Regions from separate parts of the Homo sapiens genome. Here region 2 is linked to region 1. A link is a contact called in ENCODE Hi-C or POLR2A ChIA-PET data. All regions are on one chromosome and are shown on one strand. The core of a region is the stretch at or near the end of the contact, and the rest is flanking DNA. Distances in the headings are between cores, read along the strand shown. Region 1 has its middle 17 kb from the start of PDLIM1. Region 2 overlaps SORBS1 (sorbin and SH3 domain containing 1).

Evidence for each region. Hi-C counts contacts between places; a loop is a spot of excess contacts on that map. ChIA-PET counts read pairs that join two places held with the same protein, here RNA polymerase II (POLR2A). Pooled maps may share reads with other maps.
Region 2: POLR2A ChIA-PET joins it to region 1 with 13 read pairs in Panc1. The contact joins two enhancer-like sites. A Hi-C loop is called at or near these places in 3 of 37 single-sample maps with no recorded cell type and 4 of 50 pooled maps. POLR2A ChIA-PET finds 5 or more read pairs at or near these places in 1 of 52 experiments (Panc1).

What each region holds. Positions count from the first base shown.
Region 1 is chr10:95,306,344-95,310,563 of GRCh38, reverse strand. No RefSeq gene overlaps it. Among named protein-coding and RNA genes, the nearest start is that of PDLIM1, 17 kb to the right of the region's middle. RefSeq lists an enhancer at 234-413. Within about 2 kb of position 2,068, at least 23 of the 41 ENCODE cell types and tissues checked have a DNase peak (open chromatin) inside an H3K27ac peak, as active enhancers do.
Region 2 is chr10:95,458,245-95,462,464 of GRCh38, reverse strand. The region is part of intron 2 of SORBS1 (sorbin and SH3 domain containing 1); the gene reads left to right. Among named protein-coding and RNA genes, the nearest start is that of SORBS1, 100 kb to the left of the region's middle. Within about 2 kb of position 2,509, at least 5 of the 41 ENCODE cell types and tissues checked have a DNase peak (open chromatin) inside an H3K27ac peak, as active enhancers do.

The DNA of each region.
Region 1 (4,220 bases), core at 819-3,318:
CTCAATGAGGCTTTTCGTGACTACTTTACATACATCTAGGAACCTATTGTCCCCACCCCCTGCATTCCATCCCCCTCTTCCTCCTCTGTTTCTCCATAACACTTATCACCATCTGAAATTTGTCTCCACAAGCAATCCTGTAAAATCCATGGGGTTAGTGACTCTGTTTTGCTAATATATGCCTGGCACCAAGAAGAGAGTCTAATGTGGCACTCAATCCTTTGTTTATCAAATAAACAGATAAATAAGCCCTTGAGGCCAGAGATCCTAGAACTCAGAATATGTTCTACCAACAATGAAAGAAGGGAAACCATTTTCTTACAGTGGCAGAAACAATGAATTAATCTTTCAAATTATGCTGGTTTCATACAAACATAGAAAGTGAAAGTTCTCCATAATAACACTCCTCACAGAGATCACTCCTATATATGGTCCTCCCAGCTTGCTTTTCTACACATACTAAACACACACGTCTCTAAAATGCTTTATGTAGTCTCATACACTTTTACTTTCCTTTAGTAGAACTTGGACATGTTTCCATAACTTACTTAACCCATCCTCTATTGATGATGCAGGTATTTAAGGTTATTGCCAGCTTTTTACAACAACAATGCTGCTTTGAGTAAAATTATTGGCTTAAAGAGCAGGAACATTTCAAACCTTAAGAGATTTCCAAATTGACTTCCCAAAAATTCCAATTATACTCCCACCAAGTCCATGGAAGTGTGTTTCCCACCACCCAATTAAAACTACTACATTGTCCGCTTCCATGAATTGGGGCTCCTTGGTTCACCCGCTTTTGACTGGCCAACCCCTTCTTCATCCTCTTTCTAGATCTTCACTGCATCCTCAGCCCTCTGTTATTTTATCTCAATACATGCTCCTGCGGAGAGCAGATCTCTCCCAATATAATTACGGCCCAAAGAGTCAATTGTGGGAGGGCCCTTTCAATGATTAAATGGTAGAAGCTTAGGCCGGGCGCAGTGGCTCACGCCTGTAATCCCAACACTGTGGGAGGCCGAGGTGGACGGATCACCTGAGGAGAGGAGTTTGAGACCAGCCTGACCAATATGGTGAAACCCCATCTCTACTAAAAATACAAAAATTAGTCAGGCGTGGTGGCGTGTGCCTGTAATCTCAGCTACTCAGGAGGCTGAGGCAGGAAAATCGCTGGAACCCGGGAGGCAAAGATTGCAGTGAGCCGAGATCGTGCCACTGCACTCCATCTCACAAAAAAACAAAAACAAAACAAAACCTAACACTACTGCATTGGCTGAGACATACCAAAGGGCGTTAGAACTAGTCTCAGTCAGGAGTTAATCCAGAGACTCAAACTTTCTCATCAGTATTTGTCTTATTCTTGGCGTTTTGTTTGGCTACATTTTCACCTACTGAATGCAGCAGTGGGAAACATGGCTGCAAGCTGCTCCAGCCTCCTTCCAGCTCTCTGACTCCAAATTCTCAAGGCAAAAGGACCTTCCTATTTGGCTTTCCCTGAAAACAACTCCAGATGCTGGCAGGCCCAGCCTGGATATTTACTCTTCCCTAGACTAATCACTTTGACTAAAGAGGCAACTTTACTTGTAAAAACCTTTGTGGCTTTTGGCCAGGCATGGTGACTCACGCCTGTAATTCCAGCACTCTGGGAGGCCGAGGTGGGTGAATTGGCAGCTCAACCAAAACCTCAAAGAATGAGGGAGAGGAGTGGCTGGGCGAAGGGGTGTCTGCTCTAAGAAGGGGAAAAGGAAACTGGACAGATAACAGCTCAATGGTCCACTGGACTTGGAGAGTTATTGTAACACACTTTGAAAATGGAACACTATTGTCCTGTCCCAGTATAAACTTCAGTGTAGTTGAAAGCAGGCTATGTGCTGAAGTTTTGCTAGCCAAGGTCTTGACAAGAATACAGTGGGAGGAGAAGTCCCAGAGGAGGGGGCCAATGCGACCAGGGGGGCACAGCACAACCGTATCTCATGCTAAAAATATCAGACTCTAATGGAAGGGAACAAAGTTGATGTCTCAGAAGTCACAGAGGATGTTTGGATGAGTTGTACGTGGGAGTATTTTTCCAAGTCTTAGCACATAGAAACCACATCTGTCTCAGGAACACTTAACCAGGTCTTTTAGGACAAATCAAAGAACTTATCACTTGATACAGGTAATTTTTGGAACAAATTAGCCAACAAAGTGGTTCAGATTGAAAATATTATAGAACATTTAAGATAAATCCATAGATGCAAAAATCCATAATGAGAAGCTCTGAATGACCGTGTGACACTATGAAGTCTGTCCCGGAGGACAACTGCACTGGTCTTCCAGGACCCTCACTCTAGCCTTGTCAGGGGCAAAATATTGAGTAGATTAAGAGTCTCTCTACCTTTAGGGTTTACTTGTTTTTCAAGTAATATCTGACAAACAGACGAATCTGCAAAAGGGAGATCAAATCATCTTCAATAGTAGCATAATGTAAATCGATGATCTCAAAGCTTGGTTCATGGTCACTTTGGAATCTCCAAGCCCTTTCAGGAGATTCATAATGTCAGAACTATTTTCAAATGATGTGAAGCTGCTTGTGGTAGTCAGCGTCCAAAGATGCCTCCAGTCACCCTCACCTCTTGGTATTCAGGCTCTTGTGTGATCCCCTTCCCCATTCTATGAGGGTTGGTCTGTGTGATCAATAGAATGTTGCAGAAAAGTGACAGCATATCACTTCCAAGGTTAGGTTGTAAAATCCTTTATGGCTTTTGGCCAGACATGGTGACTCATGTCTGTAATCCCAGCACTCTGGGAGGCCGAGGTGGGTGGATCACCCGAGGTCAGGAGTTCGAGACCAGCCTGGCCAATGTGGTGAAACCCTGTCTCTACTAAAAATACAAAAATTAGCCGGGCATGGTGGTGGGTGCCTGTAATCCCAGCTACTCGGGAGGCTGAGGCACAAGAATCGCTTGAACCTGGAGGCAGAGGTTGCAGTGAGCCGAGATTGTGCCACTGTGTTCTAGCCTGGGTGACAGAGTGAGACTCCATCTCAGAAAAAAAGAAAAAAAGAAAAACCTTTGTGGCTTTTGTCTCATGCTTGGATCACTCACTTGAGGAGGAGTGGACTACAGTTTAGAACTTCTAAGTTCTGGTATTTTGTTGTGTTGGATACATGCACTAATTCCTGAAAAAAGGAGAAGTATTGGAAAGAACAATGGGCTGGCAGTCTGAAGACCTGAGTTCAAATGCCTCTTAGGCTTACATACATTGTGAGACCTCAGAAATGCCACATAGGCTGTCTTGAGTTTTTTCATCTAGGAGGGAAAGATGCCTGGACCAAAGTGAGATCCTTCTAGGAAGGAGGAAGAAAAAGGATGTTTGGAAGGCAATCTGCAATGTCCACATTGGAGCTCCCCAGTCATTCTATTGCCTACTGTATACCAGCACTTTCCATGTGTTATCTTTTAATAGCACCTCGGTGAGGAAGGTATTCTTATCTCCACTGACAGGTGAGGGAACTGAGACTCAAAGGAGTTCAGCCCCAGGGTATATGTGCAAGTACATGGCTTCAGTCTGACTCCAAAGCCAGGGTCCTTTCCATTGATCACACTCTACTGCCTGCAAGGCACAGAGCTGGGACAAGACTGTGGACCAGTATACCTCTGGATCACCTAAAGCTTACCAAAAGACTATAACATCTTCAAAAGCAACCTCATTGAATAATAGTGATAACCATTAGATGAGCACCTACTACGTGCTTGAACATTGAAAGTTGCATTAAAGGTCTATGTCCCTCCTTGGTCAGTCTTCTGCCAGAGCCGAGACAGCAGCAATGGCATAGAAGAAATCTGCCAATTTCATGTCATCTTATTCTCCAGCACTCACAAACCTCTCAGAAGTGTGGTCCGGCCTCGAACCTGTATTGCCTGACCACTAGTCTGAACCCTTTGTCACCTGCACTGTGGCTCCCATATGTGGTGTTATAGATCTGCAAAGCTAAAAGTGAACAAAAATTTGCACTCTTATTTTCTGTGTCAATTAAGAATAACTCCAGCTGCAGTAACATATGGCCGAATAAATGCCAGCTTATGTGACGCAGATGTGTCTCATTATCTCGTGGAAAAGAAGACAGGGCTCTGGGTTAGTATGTCCCCTGGCCTTTGTCTCATAATGGCAATCTGGCTACCATGGCAGTTCCAAGCACCACATCCTCATACAACTGCTTTTGAAGGTTGGAAGCAGGG
Region 2 (4,220 bases), core at 1,260-3,759, 150 kb before region 1:
AGCAAATAATGAGATTGTGTTAGGGTGGTGACATTATAGATCTTTTTATTTCATTTTCAGATGTTTAGTTGTGTGCTTATATTTCTTTTGTAGTTTAAAAAACGCTTTCAAAAATAAAACCTATTCAAAAAAAGCTTCACTCTTGAAATGAGTTGAAAAAGAGTCTTCTTACAAAAAGTTTGATACTTGAATGGCTGCCTTTGAATTTTTTAGTTTTAATTGCTTTTCCAATTGTTTTCTTTAAGAAACTTTTTCTGTTGCTGAATAATCATAAAGACTATACTTAGTGAAAACACATCGAGAAGTTGGAATTTAAGAGTTTGATGCAAAATGGAAATTTTCCTTTGAAAATAATGTGATAGGATAAAGTATTAATGGACTATTAGAGATCAAAGCCTGTCTAATTAAAAAGTAAACACTTGCTCTTTAGATGGCATCACAGATGTGTCAAATATATCCATTTTTTAAGTTATAGTCATTTTATGGATTATGATATGAAATAGTCTTAAAGGTAGGGTGCATTTCAATTCTTTGCTTTCCTAAACATCCAGGCTTAGAAATATTTAAGTTAATGGATGAGCATAGTCCTAGTAAACTTCTCACTCGGAAACCCTGTGCCAGACTGTGTGCAGATGGGGCAGCAGTCATGACTGGCAGGCCCAGCAAGTGGAATCACATTTGCACATTGTTTTATTCACTGTGAACATTTTTGCAGGAAAAAAAGGAAAAACTGTCTCCCTGCTTAATGCAATTCTGACGCGATCAGTACAAATTATAAATTACATTTAAAGTGATGGTACAAATTAGTGAACATTTCCAGCTTTGTGTGACAGTTTGGGGTTGAGCATCAGCGTTTAATACTTGGTGTTGCCGTCACTTGGTTGTATTGACCAACATTTCTCAAAGTATAGCCCTAAATGACATCTGCCAGAAATGCAAATTCCAGGGCCCCCTTGGAACTTCAGAATCAGCATATCTGGCTGCAGAACTTGTAATCCGCATTTTAAATAAGTGCCTCCCCAGGTGATCCATGTAAAGCAGTTTTGTTGAGGCCCTCTAGTACATACAGTGGGAACGTTTGCAAAGATTATTTGTTATCTCAATTTAAGATACTTATTTTTAAATCCAGAGAATACAAATGTATAATGAAAGTTTGAGAGCAAAGCTGACTGATTTTGGGTCCATATTTTTACTTATGAGTGAGATTTGAGACTTCAAGGCACTGTGGGTAGTGTCTTCAATTTGTGCAATAAAATTAATTTTCAAAGTACAAGTTAGAAATTTAGTTGAAGGGCACATGTGAGAATAATTTTAAAATGCTCTTGCTGTTTTTCCGAATTCTCCAACTCATCAGAGTTGACTTAGAACAGCATTGCAAGTAGTCATTTAAAATACTTTCTCAATATCAATAAGAAAACTTGCATTTGAGAAAATCTCTGATTATTAAATCATTTGTGAATTCATAAAACAGTAAATTTGGAGAAAAAGGGACGAAGACAGAGACCCAATGTTATATCAAGGATTATAACTAATATTTAGTTCAATAATTATCATTGGGGGTAAAAGTAAAGATAATATTCATTCAGTTATCTGCAAAAGAGATGATGATGGTTTTATTAGGGTCTTCCAACCACATACTTACATGAAGCAGCATTTTTGGCCTTTAAAGTAAAGAAATCAAAGCCAAAAAGGGGTCAGTTTGTTTCTGGCTGTACTCTGTATAAAGTTATTAATTTTTTTTTTTTTTTTTTTTGAGACAGGGTCTTGCTCTGTCTCCCAGGCTGGAGTGCAGTGGTGGAATCACAGCTCACTGCAGCCTCGACGTCCTGGGCTCAAGCGATCCTCCCACTTTAGCCTCCTGAGTAGGTAGGACTACAGGCACACACCACCACGCCCGACTAATTATTGTATTTTTTGTAGAGTTGGGGTTTCACCATGTTGCCCAGGCTGGTCGCAAACTCCTGAGCTCAAGTGGTTCACCCGCTTCGTCCTCCCAAAGTGCTGGGATTATAGGTATGAGCCACCACGACTGGCCTAAAGATATTTTTAAGGGACTGACAATTGGGATTAGAGAGAAGCAATCACTTTGAATATCTTAAAACTTCTTTGAGTTTAAAAGTGATCTCACATAATGTATCTGTGCTTAAATATAATTTCTTAATGTCACTTGTGTAGACTTCAGTGATAGAAGAAATAAGATTTAAATAAAACTTTAACCCTCTGTTTAGTGAATAAATTTATATGTATATTTTTATCTTTATAATTTTAATGATTCTTGTAACGAATTGGTGTTTCTTTTTCCCCTGCTGAAACAATGTTTGGGCTGGGACACATTGGTCTCCTTTTCATCCCCTCTGTTTTGCTTGTCTTTGGGGACTCCTCACCCCTGTGTCTCATTCTCCTCCATCTCCTGTCCCTCCTTGGCAGCAATGGGGTCAAGGAGACTGAATGTGGACCTGACACATCCTACAGAGAAACCACACTTTGTTTCCAGGCAGGATCAGAAGTACTTGACTAGGCAGCATTTTGGTTTTGCAGTTCCGAGGCAACCCCAACGCTGCAAAGGCATCTTCACATTGGAAGAGGCACACTCGAAGGATGATTTCCTTATCTTCCTGGCAGTTGCCTGAAATCTCCCTTCTAGCACTGTGATCTATGAGCTCTCACGCACTCAATTTATTTTCTTTGCTAGGAATTGCTAGAGCCATGGCTGGGTCACCCTTTGCTTTCCTGGCAGCTGGCTTCACTCTGAACTTAATGAGGTTGCAGAGCTGAGGGGCCACGGAAGGGTTTCCCCCGTTGAAAGGACTCTGCTGCTTGTCCCTATTAAAAGAGTAAATGCTGACTGCTGGGTGACTCCAAGGAAGGGCTTTTCCAGCCAGTTTCCATGTGGTCAGTGTCTAGGGCACATTCCGGAGCCCGCCTGCTCCTCCTTTTCTTCTCTTTGGACTTTAGTGTAACCAGCAGTGAACAAGGAATGTATTTTAAATGACATGTAGATGTAACTTTTGGAGTCGCTGGGATTTTCTGTCCCTATCCACTGGTCCATTTATCAAAGTCTGTTGGCAAACTTGTGTAGCCATCCCGGATTTCATGCTACCTAAGGCCTCCCTGCACCTGATTCTCTGCATTTGAGCTTGCTGGTTAGTTGTTAGAGCTGCGATATTAGCAGAGGGGAATTTGAAATGCTTCATTACCATTCTGAGAGTTCAAGTGTTTTTTATTTCTGTTTTTAGTAAGTGCTTAAAACACATATTTTAGTTTTTTTCCCTTACAATCTAGTGTATAAAAATCTTTTAAACTTAGGCTTCACATTCTTACAGAAGAAAAAGCTTATTTATTTTTGTACTTTTATTATTAAACAGATAGGAAAAAAGTCTACAATTACATGCTTCTTAAGCTGGATTTCCTCCAGAAGTGTAATATATTCACCAAACTCCACAAATACCAGAGCTCCCTTTAAGCATATTGGGAACCAACCCAAGAGTTCTAAAGTTACGTTTTTCCTGAAGGATTTTTGTTGCATACTTGGAAAAAAAAAAAAAAGGTGCAGGGGAGGTGAGGTGGGGATTCTTGTATGGGACCTTTATCCTTTCCCCCATCTCTATAGTCTTCTTAACATGCCCTCTGTCAGACTTTTTGATGGTTTGCTCTCTAGATATTCAAGATATAAATTTAAACAGTGAGATCCACTATTCAATGCCCCACATTTAGTTCACATTTAGTGAACTTTTACTGAATGAATGAGCTCAGAAGCACCAAAGGACATTTGTTTGTGGACTTGCTTTAAGTTAAGGATTTTTTTTCTTTTTCTTTCTTTTTTTTTTTTTTTTTAGGAGAAAGCTGACCTGAGCAAGGTGGTGCATGCCTGTAGTCTCAGCTACTTGGGAGGCTGTGGCAGGAGGATCACTTGAGGCCAGGAGTTCAAGGCTAACCTGGGCAACATAACAAAGCCCTTTTCTCTAGATAGCTAGATAGCAATTTATGCGCCAACTCAGTACTTGTATATATGACTTTAGTTTTAGAGACACTTGGACCTATATAAATGTTAAGAAACCTTAGATTTTAATTCTCAACTGCTGGCTTTTCCTTTTTAAGAGAGGAAGGGAATGCCACAATGAAATTTTAAAAGCAATTTAGAAATATTTGAGTGCCCTCGTGAATGAACAAACATCATACAAGCACACATAGATGACTGTCTTCAGGGAGTGTAACATCTA